Regions from separate parts of the Homo sapiens genome. Here region 1 is linked to region 2. A link is an interaction called in ENCODE POLR2A ChIA-PET data of the cell type or tissue named here. Cell type or tissue: PC-9. All regions are shown on one strand. Links, peaks and the distances in the headings refer to the core of each region. The heading gives the core; the rest is flanking DNA.

Evidence for each region. ChIA-PET counts read pairs that join two places held together with the same protein. Peaks named below come from ENCODE experiments on the same cell type or tissue, not always from the same donor. Only the 100,000 strongest peaks of a DNase experiment are listed, where the experiment ranks them.
Region 1: POLR2A ChIA-PET joins it to region 2 with 16 read pairs; 2 of 35 experiments call an interaction of 5 or more read pairs at or near these places.

What each region holds. Positions count from the first base shown.
Region 1 is chr1:232,023,564-232,031,040 of GRCh38, forward strand. It overlaps DISC1 (DISC1 scaffold protein), which reads left to right. Exons shown (of 13, transcript NM_018662.3): 12 at 2,872-2,989. It overlaps TSNAX-DISC1 (TSNAX-DISC1 readthrough (NMD candidate)), which reads left to right. Exons shown (of 16, transcript NR_028393.1): 15 at 2,872-2,989. LOC124904549 (a long non-coding RNA gene) reads left to right here and starts at 3,003. Exons shown (of 2, transcript XR_007066941.1): 1 at 3,003-7,477. In PC-9, for the core only: no CTCF peak of the experiment used is centred there; no DNase peak of the experiment used is centred there.
Region 2 is chr1:231,392,786-231,400,262 of GRCh38, forward strand. All of the region lies in intron 1 of EGLN1 (egl-9 family hypoxia inducible factor 1), which reads right to left. Among named protein-coding and RNA genes, the nearest start is that of EGLN1, 26 kb to the right of the region's middle. RefSeq lists a silencer at 1,038-1,332. In PC-9, for the core only: no CTCF peak of the experiment used is centred there; DNase peaks (open chromatin) are centred at 2,806 and 3,106; H3K4me3 peaks cover 1,139 bases; H3K27ac peaks cover 2,500 bases.

The DNA of each region.
Region 1 (7,477 bases), core at 2,181-4,680, 630 kb after region 2:
AAATTTATGCCATTACTATCAATCTGCACGTAATTTAAAAAGGAAAACAGGCAGGAATTATATGTTTGGGGGAGAAATGTAAAACTGTATTTTAAATTTGTTTAATTTAGCTCTGATTTCATATTTGTTGTAGCCGTAAGATGAAGATTGAGTCATTTGATTTCGTTTAAGGGTGTTTTAAATTCCTTGGTTTTCTGTTCTGAGTCTATGCTTTTTCTCTCTTTAAGTGTGTTTTCAGTCATATATATTTTCCTGCTAACACTGTATGTTTCTCCTTCCTGTATGATTTGTGGTTTCATGACTGTCAATCATTTTTTCCCAGATGTTCTTTTTCTTAGTGTCTCATTTATTTCATGTGTGATGACGGTGTTGCTCATTATCCAGTGTCTACACTTCTGTGTAATCTCCTACCCTCAATTTCATATCTTTGATTATTTTAGGGTCAGTAAAAATATATATATATATACACACACATATATATGTATATATGTGTATGTGTGTATATATATATATATTTATCTGTGATTTTTATGTATTTGCTGTCTTCTCACCACTGTTATGGTCAATTTTGAGTAAACCTTCAAGGGTGCTTCACACTAAAGTTCCTTTAATTGTGTCCATATGTCCCCACAATTGTATGTTATTGCCACTAGATTTCTTTTCTATATACACTTACTTGCAGTAAATGCGTATAGTCATTCTGTAGCTTGTAGCTCATTCTTCAGTATACTAGACTTCTCCAATATTTACAAGTTATTTGCAGTTCCCATTAGCACTATTTTATTCTAAGGTAGTTGGCCATTGGCATGTAAATTTTAAAGCTAATATAGCAAAAATCAAATTATATACTTGGATTTAATTGTTATTTGTGGAATCTGATTATAATATTATATAATGCATAATCTCCAGACTTTTTAACAGTGACTATTACCGCACCTGGGCATTTTGTTGTTATTGTTGGGTATTCATTGTATCTTTTGTAGTAAACTTGTAGTTTAAGATGAATACGTATCTTAATAGTTTCCCTTATGCAATTTTTTTTTTTTTGAGACAGCGTCTTGCTCTGTTGTCCAGGCTGGAGTGCAGTGGCATGATCTCAGATCACTGCAATCTCCGCCTCCCGGGTTCAAGCGATTCTTCTGCCTCAGCCTCCTGAGTGGCTGGGATTACAGGCGCCCACCACCACGCCCAGCTAATTTTTGTATTTTTTTAGAGAGGGGGTTTAACCATGTTGGCCAGGCTGGTCTTGAACTCCTGACCTCATGATCCACCCGCCTCAGCCTCCCAAAGTGCTGGGATTACAGCTGCGAGCCACTGCGTCTGGTCTGCAAAAATTTTTTAGTGTATCTTCTAAGCTTTTCACTCTTAGTTAAGGAAATATTATCTTTACATTTAAGTTTTAATTCTGAGCTCATTTCTTGCTTCTCCCCCTGCTTTATTCTAAGAATCTCTATCTTCTGTTCTCATTTTCTTAACCTTGTTTATTGTTTTCCTTTACAAGTCTGTGGCCTTCTACATGCCCAGCATTCAACTTTGGGCCCTGGGATGAATGACTAACCCATGGCCCTTACCTCACTTGAGTGGACACAGAACTTATCAGAATGGTTGCACTACAAGGTGAAATTATTATTTGGGGCCTTTGAAGGAAAGGCTGGGTTTCAGAGAAGAGTGGGGAAGAATGCATGGGCAAAAAGAACAGCATGAGAGAGGGCAACGGGGTTAGTCCTATTGGCAAAGCTTAGCTTGCCTTTAGGAGAGTTGAGGGGATACAGCTGAACCATGGGCTTTGTGCGAGGTCCTATGAAGACAGAGTTTAGACTCTGCTCTGTGGTGGTTTCGTGCAGGAAAGTGACATAAAGAAGGCCCTTTTCTGGCTCATAGAAATAAGTTTGAAGGGAAAAAGTGAGAGAAGGAAGGAGCTCTAAGACTTAATTGTTCATTCATCAAATCGATCAATACTACGTGCCTGTCATGTGCCAGATACTATGCCAGGGGCTCTAGGGATAGCAGCAAAAAGACATCATCATCCTGCTCTTTTTTTTTTTTTTTTTGAGACGGAGTCTCGCTCTGTCGCCCAGGCTGGAGTGCAGTGGTGCAATCTCGGCTCACTGCAAGCTCCGCCTCCTGGGTTCACGCCATTCTCCTGCCTCAGCCTCCCAAGTAGCTGGGACTACAGGCGCCCGCCACTACGCCCGGCTAATTTTTTGTATTCTTAGTAAAGACAGGGTTTCACCGTGTTAGCCAGGATGGTCTTGATCTCCTGACCTCGTGATCCGCCCGCTTCGGCCTCCCAAAGTGCTGCATCATCCTGCTCTTATGCGGCTTAAGCTCCCATGTATGGTGGTGGTAGCGGCGGCTCTATATGCAGTATACACCTCATGGCACTTAAATTCTAGCATTCAGGGACTGTGGTCAGTGTGTAAACAAATGTTCAGTGCCCTAGTCAATTCCTGTGTCCTTAAAGGAATATTCCCTTTGTCCTTACAGGTTAGCCCAGTTGCTCCTGTGACCCCTCTCCCCACTTTTTTTAGAATCCCTATTAAATTTTGAATTTGCCCATTGATACAGCTGGAAGATTCAGGGTTTCTGTTTGATAAATCCACTTCGGGACTTGACATACTGGAAGCAGCACTTTGAAATGACCAGACAAGGGAGGTGGCCTGTGGAACTGCATAGACAAAGCTCATTCTTTGGTCATAACTTGAAATCAGTTCACAACTTCTCAAGTTTGATACCCAGGGGAGACACAGGCCCTAGCACAATTCTGACTGAGGTGCAGAAACTGGGAGAGCTCTTTCCAGGAAGCTTCCCTTTGTGTTCTGTCTGTGTCCACGGCACTAACAAGTGATCTTGTTTTCCCCCTCTCGCCAGGAATCTTACATCCTTTCTGCAGAACTTGGAGAAAAGTGTGAAGACATAGGCAAGAAGCTATTGTACTTGGAAGATCAACTTCACACAGCAATCCACAGTCATGATGAAGATCTCATTCATATCCTTTTCATCTTGCAGATGAAGCAAGGCAAAGTTATTTTATAAAAGAGAGTCTTTAAAGGGTAGTTTTTCATGCCTCAGAAGATGGCAACAAATAGATGCTGCCGTTATTTATAGCACAGAGCACCTCAGATCTCTGAGATTATCAGGTATGAAATGTTTTCGCTCTAGTTTTCAGTAAGCAATTCAGTATTTTTTTTCTTTTTTCTTTTTTTTTTTTTTTTTTTTTTGATGCCTTGGCTGGAGTGCAATGGTGTGATCTCAGCTCACTGCAGCCTCCACCTCCTGGGTTCAAACGGTTCTCCTGCCTCAGCCTCCTGAGTAGCTGGGATTACAGGTGCCCGCCAGCACGCCCAGCTAATTTTTTTGTATTTTTAGTAGAGAGAGGGTTTTGCCATGTTTGCCAGGCTGGTCTAGAACTCCTGACCTCAAGTGATCCGCCCGCCTTGGCCTCCCAAAGTGCTGGGATTACAGGCTTGGGCCACCGCATCCGGCCGCAATTCAGTATTTTTAATTGCTAAATCCAACCACTAACAATTAAGTTCAGACATGCACACGAGGAAGCCAAAGAAAATGCAGTTTCAAGTGAGTGTAAATCCAGCTCTGTGTGGCCCTGGTGAAGGAAAACAGTTGACTGGCTCGTTTTCCTACGAGCTTTTTCAATACCAAGCGTCCTAAATCCACCTCTGAATTTCTTTATCTAGCAACTCTACCTAGTAATGGGCAGTACAGTAACAAAGCAAACAGGACTTTAGATTATTTCCTTTCAACTTCTAACCATATACACATGGTTGAACTCAATTTAGTCCTTTCTGCTTCCCGGTGATAGAATTTCTTGCACCAGACTTAATATCCTTGGTGTCACACCTACAAACACCTTCATCAAAACTAGCTGCTAGTGAGCAAGATGGCCTGAGAACATACTGGCTTAGGTATGCATCCGTATGAAGCACTCCATTCTGTGTTGATCTGTGGACGCAGTTTGTCACTGGTTAGTTCTGCTGAGAGCAAATGGGTGGGTACCCAGTGGATGAAGGGATATGCAGCCCTATATCCTTTCAGTTATTTAATCACAAGTTGACACTTCTCTAGCTAAAAACACTTCCCTATTCATTCATCTTTCTATTCAGTAGAATGTCTTTTATTAGATGCGTTTGTGGCAAATTTAGCTATTTTGGTCTTTGCTTGTCATTGCTGTCTTACTTTTTAGAATTCCAGTTTTTACCATACTTTATGGGCTGTGTGTGTGTGTGTGTGTGTGTGTGTGTGTGTGTGTATAAGTAGCTTTGAATGGCCAAGGATTAATCTTAGTCATAAATACTCAGATCTGTGATTTAATGATAGAGCCAATGCTACACTTCCTTCCTTGTTATAACTTTACATTTTTGACCTTGTTTATTAAGCTGGGCAGAAAATTTCTTCAACTTAATCTGCAATGATTTTCACATTGCTTTAGGTAGATTTTGAAAAGCAGATATTCTGTTCTTCATAATTTCCTGCCTCTTAAAAATCTTGTATTTAAGCTATTATCAGAAAGTTTCCCAAAGAAGCATACAAACATAGAATAAGGATGGCGTTTTTATTTATTCCATGTTCATGGGATCACAAATCTTTGAGCACGTGTAAGGGGGTATGGCTTCCAGCAAATGGGCAGGTGATGGGGCACAGAGGAGGAGTCCGCTGCAGAGAGTCAATGGATATGAAGGGGTTCCCGTTCCCCAGCTCAGCAGATGGGCAGTTCCTAAGTGGGTTGTACCTCTGTCTTCAGGTAGCAGTTCTGAGGGCTGCAGTCAGGGTTCTGTACTGGTCTCTTATTGTGAAATTTTCTAAAAGGTTAGTTTGATTCTGGGGAATTGGATCTTATTTTTACTAGAGCTGGGGAGGCAGCTCTAGTAAAGACCCCTGAAAAACAAGGGGTTAAGCAGTATTTAAACAAGATCCTTTTAGTTTTTCCACAGCTGATCCAAGCCAGATTTAATAGCAGCGGGATCATGGACAAGTGATAATGCCTCTTTAAGCATTAGGGTTCCCATCTGTAATGTCAGGATAACATACACCTCTAAGGTTTTTATGGGGGTTAAATAAGGCTATATTCATAATGTACATTTAATATAGCCATGGGTAAGTGCATGATTTTAGGTAGAAAAGTGTTATCCAAGTCCATTTGTCTCACAGTTCTTAGTATATTAGTCACAAGCTCCAAGAACATCCCATTTATACACAAAAAGTTTCAAGGTAGATTGATTCAACTATTTTGTAATAAATGCTTGAAGGAATCAATCAGTAACTCCACAGTGGCTTAGATGAAAAGTCATTTAATTATAATAAAACTTCTATAAATGGATAGGGATTATTATCCCTACTTGACAGTCGAAAAAAACAAGGCTTGGGAACAACTTGGCTGACACAAGGTCATTTCTGATGAGTAGCAGAACTTTTCAGCCACAAGCCCCATGGTCCTATTAGGCCCATCAGAAAGCAGCCATTGCCTATAAGTAAATGGACAGGTCTGTTCCATGGAACACACAATTACTTTAAATTTTTAAGCTATAATAAAAGTATTTCACTGATGTTATGTTTTTTGAGAATTTCACTGATCTCTGTTGTGATAAGCGGAGAAGCACTGGTTTAGGTACTGAAGTCAGCTCTCTCCCTCCCTCCAATAAAATCTACACCACGATATGGATTTCAACCCAGACTTTTCTTCGAATCCCAGTCTTCTGTCACTGATTGAGAATAAATACACAGAAGGTGTCTTTGAATTCATACAAAGCAGCACTTAAATTTGAGTGGAACATTATGCCCTAAGATAGAAAGACATGTTTACAAGGCTCTACGGAGGCTCCCCTACACAAACCAAAGCCGTTGTTTCAAATTAGAGCTTATCTAGAGATTCAGAGAGGCTGCCAGAATCCTCCAGCCAAACTCTGACTGGTTTGTATTTCCATGTTTGATCAAAGATACAATGCTGAGTGTGGCTGAAAGAAACAGCTTGTTGTCAACAATACAGAAGGATTGCACAGTGAGTGCAGTGTTTTGTTTGATTCCATTAAGCATGCTGCCAGAGCCTACTGTGCATGTGAGGTACCCAATTAATCTAAGTCCACATTGGAATGTGATTAATGTAAGCCCACATTGGACGTCCACGTCTGAAAGATTCAAGCCACAGATGCTACCATGGATGTTTATTCTTTGTGTGGAAAACACTCAGTTTTTGCATAAACCATGTGTGTACATAAGGGCTATTAGTGTGGCATCAACAGAGGTTAGGGGTGGGCAGTGGGACTGAGTTTCCAAATAGGTCCTTGTGGCCTCCTGATTTAATATCCGAGTTATGGGCAGCCTCATGGGTGTCTCCTACTTTTATTAAGAAGACACTGATTGACCAATCCAAGGAGGGAGAGGAAAGAGCCTTTGCCTCTTCATCGTCCTGACAGGCTCACCAAATTACATGTAGCATGACCAAAGAACAACACAAACCCATCAGCTACTGTGGCAGCGAGTGTCTGAAAACAGTCTGCACCATTAATTGGGAGAGCTGGTGGTGGAGAGGTGGCTCACGCCTAGTGCCTGAGAAGGGGACAGGAGGTGTGACTTCACGGCCAGTCAAGTCGGGACTTCCAGGAGCATTAGTGTGAGTCTCTAGTGCATTTTCACAGTCATCTGGGGTCCTAATTAGCAGTATGTTTTGAAAAACATTTTGACTGTGTGCAAGGTCTCCTCCACGCTCAAAATATTGTAACCAAAAGCCTTCCAAATTAAGGTGGATTTTTAAGCAGGAATTTTCTCATTTTCTTCCTCCTTCAATTTCTACAACACACTTTCAAAGGAAAAGAAGTACACCTGTGATATGTACATTTTTGGCATATTTCAAAGCCCTCAGGGCAGTTCTGCCTGGCCCTCAGTCATAGACGAGGTAGAGACACTCTGATTCTATTTGTGGTTGTATTTACATCCATGTCTGGGAAGCCCTTATGGAATTCTGTTTCTCTGGTTATTTGGAGTGCATGGTGCCCAATTGTTTAGTTTTGGTGGTGCTTGAGGGCATGCTCTAAATACATCCAGGTTTGTGCACAAATACCACAGCTCCGTAGGACCCTTGTTTAGTTCAACTTTCCAAATTTTAGCGTGAACAGACAAAGGTAACGAGAGTTTTGGGAGACTGTCCTGCCTCCTTGGAGATGTTTTCCACTTCTAGAGCTGAGGGGCTGGAAGAGGGATCATGAGGATCATGGAGCTCCACTCATGTAGTTTATAGATAAGAAAATCCAGAGCCTGGCCAGGTGCGGTGGCTTACATCTTAATCCCGGCACTTTGGGAGGCTGAGGTGGATGGATTGTTTGAGACCAGGAGTTTGAGACCAGCCTAGGCAACATGGCAAAACCCTGTCTCTATTAAAAATACAAAAATTAACTGGGCGTGATGGTGCACACCTGTAGTCCCAGCTACTCCAGAGGCGTGAGAATTGCTTGAACCCAGGAGGTGG
Region 2 (7,477 bases), core at 2,145-4,644:
GTCACAGGTGAGATTTTTCATCCCTGTCCACGTGTGGACAAGCAGCTTTTGTTTGCCTGGCATCCATTCCCCTTCTTCTCTTTCCAGGTGCCTCATTTACTTGGGAAAGCCTGACCTGTAGTCCTCAGTTCTCACCCCTAGGTGAGGTTCACTCTCTACCCTCCAGGGTGGACATGTGGCTCAAGCCTGGCCAGAAGTTGGTTCAGAAATGGGCAAAGGGCCTAAGCCAATCAGAGGCAACTCCAGGATTTTTGTCAAAGCCCTTGGTAAAGAGCAGCTCTCTTTCTGTATGTATCTCCATGATGTAATGCTGAAACTATTAGGGCCATCTTGTTGTCATATCAGGGAGCTTACAAGAGAATAACTAATATAGAAAAGAAAAGCTGAGAGATCAAGTTTTGATAATATTGTTTGAGCCCTTGGTTCCAACTCTGCCAGTCAATCAGCAGACCCATAGGTAAGGACCAATACATTTTGTTCTGGTTTGCTTAAGCTCATTTGAAAGATTTTTGTTTTGTTTCGGTTATTTGCATCTGAGAAGCTCTATAACACGTCAGGTATCAATCAAGAGCCAGAAGCTGGTGACCTAAAATATAGTAGAGCTTAGAAGGGCATGGATTTGGAATCGGAGAGATCTAGTTCCTAATCTTGTTTCTAACAATTACTAGCTGCGTGGCCCTGGGCATGTGTCTAATCCTACTTCTTCATCTGTAAAATGGCTTAATACCTGCCTCAAAGGGTTGATGAGAGGATAAATGACAATATAAACTGCTCAGTCTTCTTCATAACAATGAACAATCAATAGAGGCTATTATTATATCACTGAATCCCAAGCTGATCTTTGTATCTGACCTCTTATATTCCATGTCCCTGTTTCCAGTGGTATAAACAGCCATCTTTACCTACATACTCTCCTATCCAACCTCAAATTCAACATTTCCAAATCTCATCCTGCCTCCATGCTTCCTCATCACACCCTCTGCCTTTCCCTTTCAGAAAAAAAAATGCTCACTGGAGGCCAATTTATCATCAATTATTAACTATGTTCCCAGTAGGTTTTAATATCAGAACAGTAGGAGTCATCCTAGACTGAAACTTCTTTCCTGTTATCTAATCAGTCACAAAGCCCTGTTAAATATCTGCAGCCTGACAGGAAAGAATTTTCCTCTCCCTGTGGATAAAAACAAGGGCAGGATTCTTCCAACTTCAGGATATGTAGCCTTTTCATTGGCTTGCAAGGAGAACTCCAATCCTTCTACTCCTTTTTCTCATCTCATCCTCCTTGTGGCTTCATTTCTTTTCATATTCAGGATAGATTTTTGCTAGCTTATTTTTTCATTAACCTCAAGCTGCAAATCAACAAACGTAGACTAATCCAATTTATTGCAGTTCCCACACCCAAGCTACTAGCACCACTGGAAAAAGTTATAATTATGCAGATTGACACCACTAAAAGTTGTCTCTGACCTCACCTGGACCTTCAGAACTCCTTGGCAATTTCTGTATTTCTGGTCAGGTTTGTTGATGTTCCTCAAAATGGTTATTTCAAATCTCCATTGCTCACCTCTCTCAGCCATTATTTTAGTCCCAATTTTCCTTTTTTTTTTTTTTGAGACGGAGTCTCGCTCTGTTGCCCAGGTTGGAGTGCAGTGGCGCAATCTCGGCTCACTGCAAGCTCCACCTCCCAGGTTCACGCCATTCTCCTGCCTCAGCCTCCCGAGTAGCTGGGACTACAGGCGCCCGCCACCACGCCCGACTAATTTTTTTTTTTTTTTTTGTATTTTTAGTAGAGACGGGGTTTCACCGTGTTAGCCAGGATGGTCTCGATTTCCTGACCTCATAATCCACCTGCCTCAGCCTCCCCAAGTGCTGGGATTACATGCATAAGCCACCACGCCTGGCCAGTCCCAATTTTCTTATTCACTAGATGGAGATATTTTCTATGTACTTACCTGAGATAATTAAGGCAAACAAGCAAAAACTTCCTCAACTTTTCACCCCCAGATTTCTAAATTTATCTAAATAAATAACCCTTGTCATCTCATTTCCCTCAATCAGAATGGCTAGGATGCGGGAAAGTACACAATATAGTGATGGAATAAATAAAAGGAAGAGACATTCTTTCTCCTATATAAGGCCAATCCTGCCTCCTATAGTGCCTCTGAAATTTTAATATGCATACAAATCACCTAGGGATAGTGTTAAAATGCATATTCTGATTCAGGAGGTCTGGAGTGGGGAATAACGTTCTTCATGTCTTCCAACAAACCAGTGTTGGTTTGGGAGCAATATTTAGAGAAAACAGATTCCATCCTTTCTCACCTCCTCAGAGATCTTTTACTCTAAGTCAACATTTGTTGCTTCTTTATCAGCTGCTCCCTCCCCCAACATACAACATATCTGTCTCTTTTATTTTAAAATAAATGCTCCTTTGTTCCTCTTTTAGCTACCGCCCAATCATCTAGGCTCTCTTTGGCTCCACAGACAAGTTTCTATGAAGAAGTCCTATGTCAACGGTTCCAAACTTTCTTGGCTCAAAGAATCTTTAGTGTCTCAGTGATCTTGCAGGGTAAACCTCGGCCAAAAGAAGTATCTAACAACTGTAGTTGCCTCCGTTAAGCAGTAAGAGCCAAACCACTTAGTAAGTATTTTAAGTTCTAAAAACTGGATGCCTGTTGGGCACTGCATACTTTTCAAACTCTGGACTCAGATTGAACACTGACAGCCTCATTTCCTGTTCCACACTGATTTTCAGGCAGTACTTGCTTTTTATCAGAGCAAGCACTGAAAATCCAGCTTCCCAAAGGTATGACATCACTGAAAGGAATGCAGTGATCTAATACAGCAATCTAATGACGCCAGTGTATTTCCCTTGAAATTTAAAAATATTCCATGGCACCCTTGCAAGTTAGCTACAGTGCTCTGGGATACATCGATGAACAATTTGGGATACTGAGTTCAGGTGGCTGTCAGAACGGCAGCATCCCCATTGCTTGGGAGGTTGTTGGAAATGTAGAATCTGGGCATCCATGCCAGACCTACTGATTCAGAATCTCCACTTTAACAAGATCTCCAAGTGATCTCCCAGTGACTCATAGACACATTAATGTAGACCAGAAGTGCTGGTCTAAGGTCCCTGCTTACGTTTTCTCACATACCACTCACACCCAACGCACCGCTTTCTGACTTTGCTCCCACAACTCCAGTGAAATTACCCCAGGAAAAGTCCCAAATTACCCCACTCCTTTAAAAAGAAAAAAAAAAAAGGCAATAAATGTCTTTTAGTTCCAATCCTAATTAACCCTCTCTATAGTGTTTGGTACTATTCATCTTCTTGAACCTCTATTATTTCTTGGTCTCTAAAACACCCCCGTCTTCTGGTTTTCTTCCTTTTCTTTCAATACACATCCCCACCCCCTTCCTCTACTGACCCAGGCAGTTTTTGTTTTTTCCTCACTGGCTTCTTTTTTTTTTTTTCTTTTTTGAGATTGGGGAGTCTCGCTCTGTTGCCAGGCTGGAATGCAGTGGCAGGATCTCGGCTCACTGCAACCTCTGCCTCCTAGGTTCAAGCGATTCTCCTGCCTCAGCCTCCCAAGCAGCTGGGACCACAGGCACGCGCCACCAAGCCCAGCTAATTTTTGTACTTTTAGTAGAGACGGGGTTTCACCATGTTGGCCAGGATGGTCTCGATCTTTTGGCCTTGAGATCCACCTCCCTCAGCCTCCCAAAGTGCTGGGATTACAGGTGTGAGCCACCGAGCCCGGCCCCTCATTGGCTTCTGTCATGAGCAAATACCCTTGCTATAGACAACTTTTCCTCTGGAGAATTACATTCAATCTCATGCCCACCCCAGTAAGTCGAGGTTGCTCTCCAGAGCCTTAAGTCATATAAAACCAATTTCCATCTGGATGTCCACAAGCAAAGCAAACTTAACAGTTCCAAAGCAATTTATTTGTCTGTCTTCCCTGGCCTTCACATTACTCTTCTTCATGTATTATTTCCTTTACTGAGTGGCATCCTTGTTCAACCAGTCTCCCTACGGAAACTTAGAACTATCATCCTTGACTCATCCTTCTCCATTTCCCTTGCCCTACACAATCAATCAAATCAAACCTTCTTGCTATGTCTCTAATCTGTATAACTCTCTCTACCTCCAATACCTACATCTTAAAAGAAGCTCTTATCTTTTGCTTCAATTCCTGTTAACAGTCTTCTTATCTATCTCCCTCCCTCCAGAATTGCCATGCCCTTCTCCAAACTATTCTCCACACTCCATTCAAGTTAGTTTTCTAAAATTAAAATCTGATGTCACTGCCCTCCTCTAAATCCTTCCATAGCTCCCAATGCCTAGCAGTGCTTCTCAAGCTTATCCAACAAATGGCAGAAGAGTTTGTAGTTACAGATCTAAGAGGTTCGCTACAAACAAGACATTTCTTGCAAGGCTGTTTCATTTTAAATAGTCATCTTGATTTTATATTCTATTCCTTGGGTGGCCACTTATGTTATTAAAAGAATGTTTTAAATCAATATAAATCAAACTACTTAACTTTTTCTCCACAATAACTGAGTAAAATTACGTTCAAGGAAGACACACTGGTTACCTGTGGCTTCAAATATCCCTTGGCACAATGCCACTAGACCAGGGATTGACAAACTATAGCCTGCAGGCCAAATATGGCCTACCACTGATTTTTGTAAATAAAATTTTACTGGAACACAGTCAAGCTCAATCTACTGTCTATGGCTACTTTCAAATTACAATAGCAGAGTTGAGTAGTTGCAACAGAGACCATGTAGCCCACAGCCTAAAATATTTATGATCTGGCCCTTTGGGAGTCACCTGACCCCTGCATCAAAACATGAGGATTGTTAAGGCTAGAACTGTGTTTTGTCTTTATGTCTTCAGCACAGTTCTACAGAAGGTATTCAAAAATATTTAACTTAATAAATTAGAATGTTGCAAGAAGATCTCCAAGGGCACATAAGGAAAGTGTCCACAAAGCTGATACAGAATGCACCTAAACCCTAAGGAGAAATATACAGGGGCCAAATAGAAATGTTCCTTCATCAGTCAGTGAAATCTGAAAGGCTGAGATAAGACAGATGAAATGGAATACTACTACACAGAGGTCAAAGCAGGTTCTGAAGAAACTGATAAGCCCATCAGACCTAAAGCTACCTCCCCAAAGAACCACAGTATATAGGACTGTATTGATAACACATGCACCTAGTAGCATCTAAGAAAGAGTCAGGAACTACTATTCAGGGCAAATGCTATGAGAATTATTTCTGGAATCTTTGTAATTGCATAATTTGTACTTCTCCAAATGATGAGAACCAAAACACTTAAAACCGAAATATTTTAGATGACAGTAGGAAAATAGGGAGCTAAAAGTTCATTCTACCTTGCAGTCAATATCTCAAAAAGATAATTAGTTCAAGAAATACTAGAAGGAATGGTAATTTAAAAGGAAAGAAAGAAAGAAAGGTAGGAAGGGAAGGGTCAGCAAACTATGGCCTGTGGGCCAAGTCTAGTCCAACATCTTTTTCTTTTTTTTAAAGAGATGGGGGTCACATTATGTTGTCCAGGCTGGCTTTGAACTCCTGGGATAAAGCAATTCTTCTGCCTCAGCCTCCCAAGTAGCTGGGACTATAGGTGCATACCACCATGCCCAGACCACCACCCATTTTTGTAAATAAAGTTTTATTGGAACACAGTCACACTTACGTGGTCACGTATTTCTATGGCTGCTTTCCTGTTACAACAGCAGAGTTAAACAGTTGCAACAAGGACGGCAAGGCTCACAAAGCCCAAACTATCTACTATTTGACTCTTTGGGGTAAAGAATCTCCTAATATCCACTCTGGGAAGATGGATCTGATAAGAGAGAAAGATGAATGTAAAGAACAGATTGGGGAAAACAAAGAATAATGGAGGTAGGGAGATGACATTCACGGCTACTGGGGGAAAAAATACACACACGATAAAGTGAGGGTTTAACTATAGTAGTGAGAACTGAAGCAAAAGATGGATATTTGAGCCTTGGTGTGAGAACGCAGAGAGGAACCAGAAACAGACTCAAAGACAATGAATGAATCAATTCAATGCTAAGGTACCATGCCTAAAAGGAGATCAAGAACATGAGTAAAAATATGGAACACATGATAAACAGCAGGTTTCAGAAGGAAGATAATAGGGTAGGATTAGTCTGATATTAAGTGTGAAAACTCTAAAATGCCAATAAGACATACAGAAAACATTTAATGGCAGTTTGAAATACACCTTAACAGTGCAAGAAGGAAATCTAACTAGAGAAATAGAGTTAGGCATCAACAGTTCAGTGACGGTATCTGAAGATACAGAAGTGGATGAGATCAATAAGCTAGAAAAGACAGCAGGAGCAGCAGATCCCATTACTCAGCAACTACAGTGTTTCAGACCCTATACTGGGCACTTTATATTATCTCTAATCCTCCCAACAATCCTGCTATAAAGGAATTACCCCTATTTTACAGATTAGAAATCTAAGTTTGGAAAGGATTGAGGAAATTTAAAATTCCAAGGTCATACAGCTAATATGTGGCAGGGGTAGAATTCAAACCCCAGTCTACCTGACAGGCCTATAATCCTTATTACATATAGAGAAGAATGTTGACACCAAAACCAGAGAGAAATACTATTTATAGTTAGTGAGAAGAAAGGAAACCAGCAAAGAAGGAATGGTTCAAGAGATCACAGAAAGCCATGGCAGTACAGTATCATGTAAGCCAACAGAGGAGAATAAAGCCAACAGGGGAGAGGCGAGTAGAAGCAGGTGGTAATTTTAATGGCTATGTGCCAGGTACAGTGCTTTACATATATTAGCTCATTTACTTCTCTCAATAATCATGACATAAGTACTATTACTATCCCATGAAATAAATATGAGAAGGCAGATAACTTGCTAGCATCATACAACCAGCCAATGGCAGAGCTGGGTTTTAAATCTAGGCAACCCCCCTTTGCATCCTACATTCTTGACCAATATATACCACGCTACCTGTGGGCACTACGAAATGGTTAAGGAGAAAAACACAGGAGAGGGAAAAGGGCAGACCCTTTTACAAGGGGAATAACAACTTTCAAAAGTTTAGTTTTAGAACATCACTTGAAGGCACATGTCATAAAGAAGTTAACAAACAAGCAACTATCACATAAAGACAGATAGTATCATCTACTTTTAGAAGCCTTGGGGAAAAAGGTAAGAGAATATTAATCTATAGGGTTAAAACTATCAAGAAAATATAAACCAATTTGGGGTATTAGAAGGCCTTTTTGCTTTGCAAGCTTATAGGTTGTGAGAGGTGTATATAAGACTTAATAAATGTCCTTTGGGTATCTGAGATATAGGATGTAACTTTTTAGTATCCTTTAACAATGGAGAGTATGCCCTACACAAGAATTCTCAGACCCAAATGTGAATTAGAATCTCCAGGA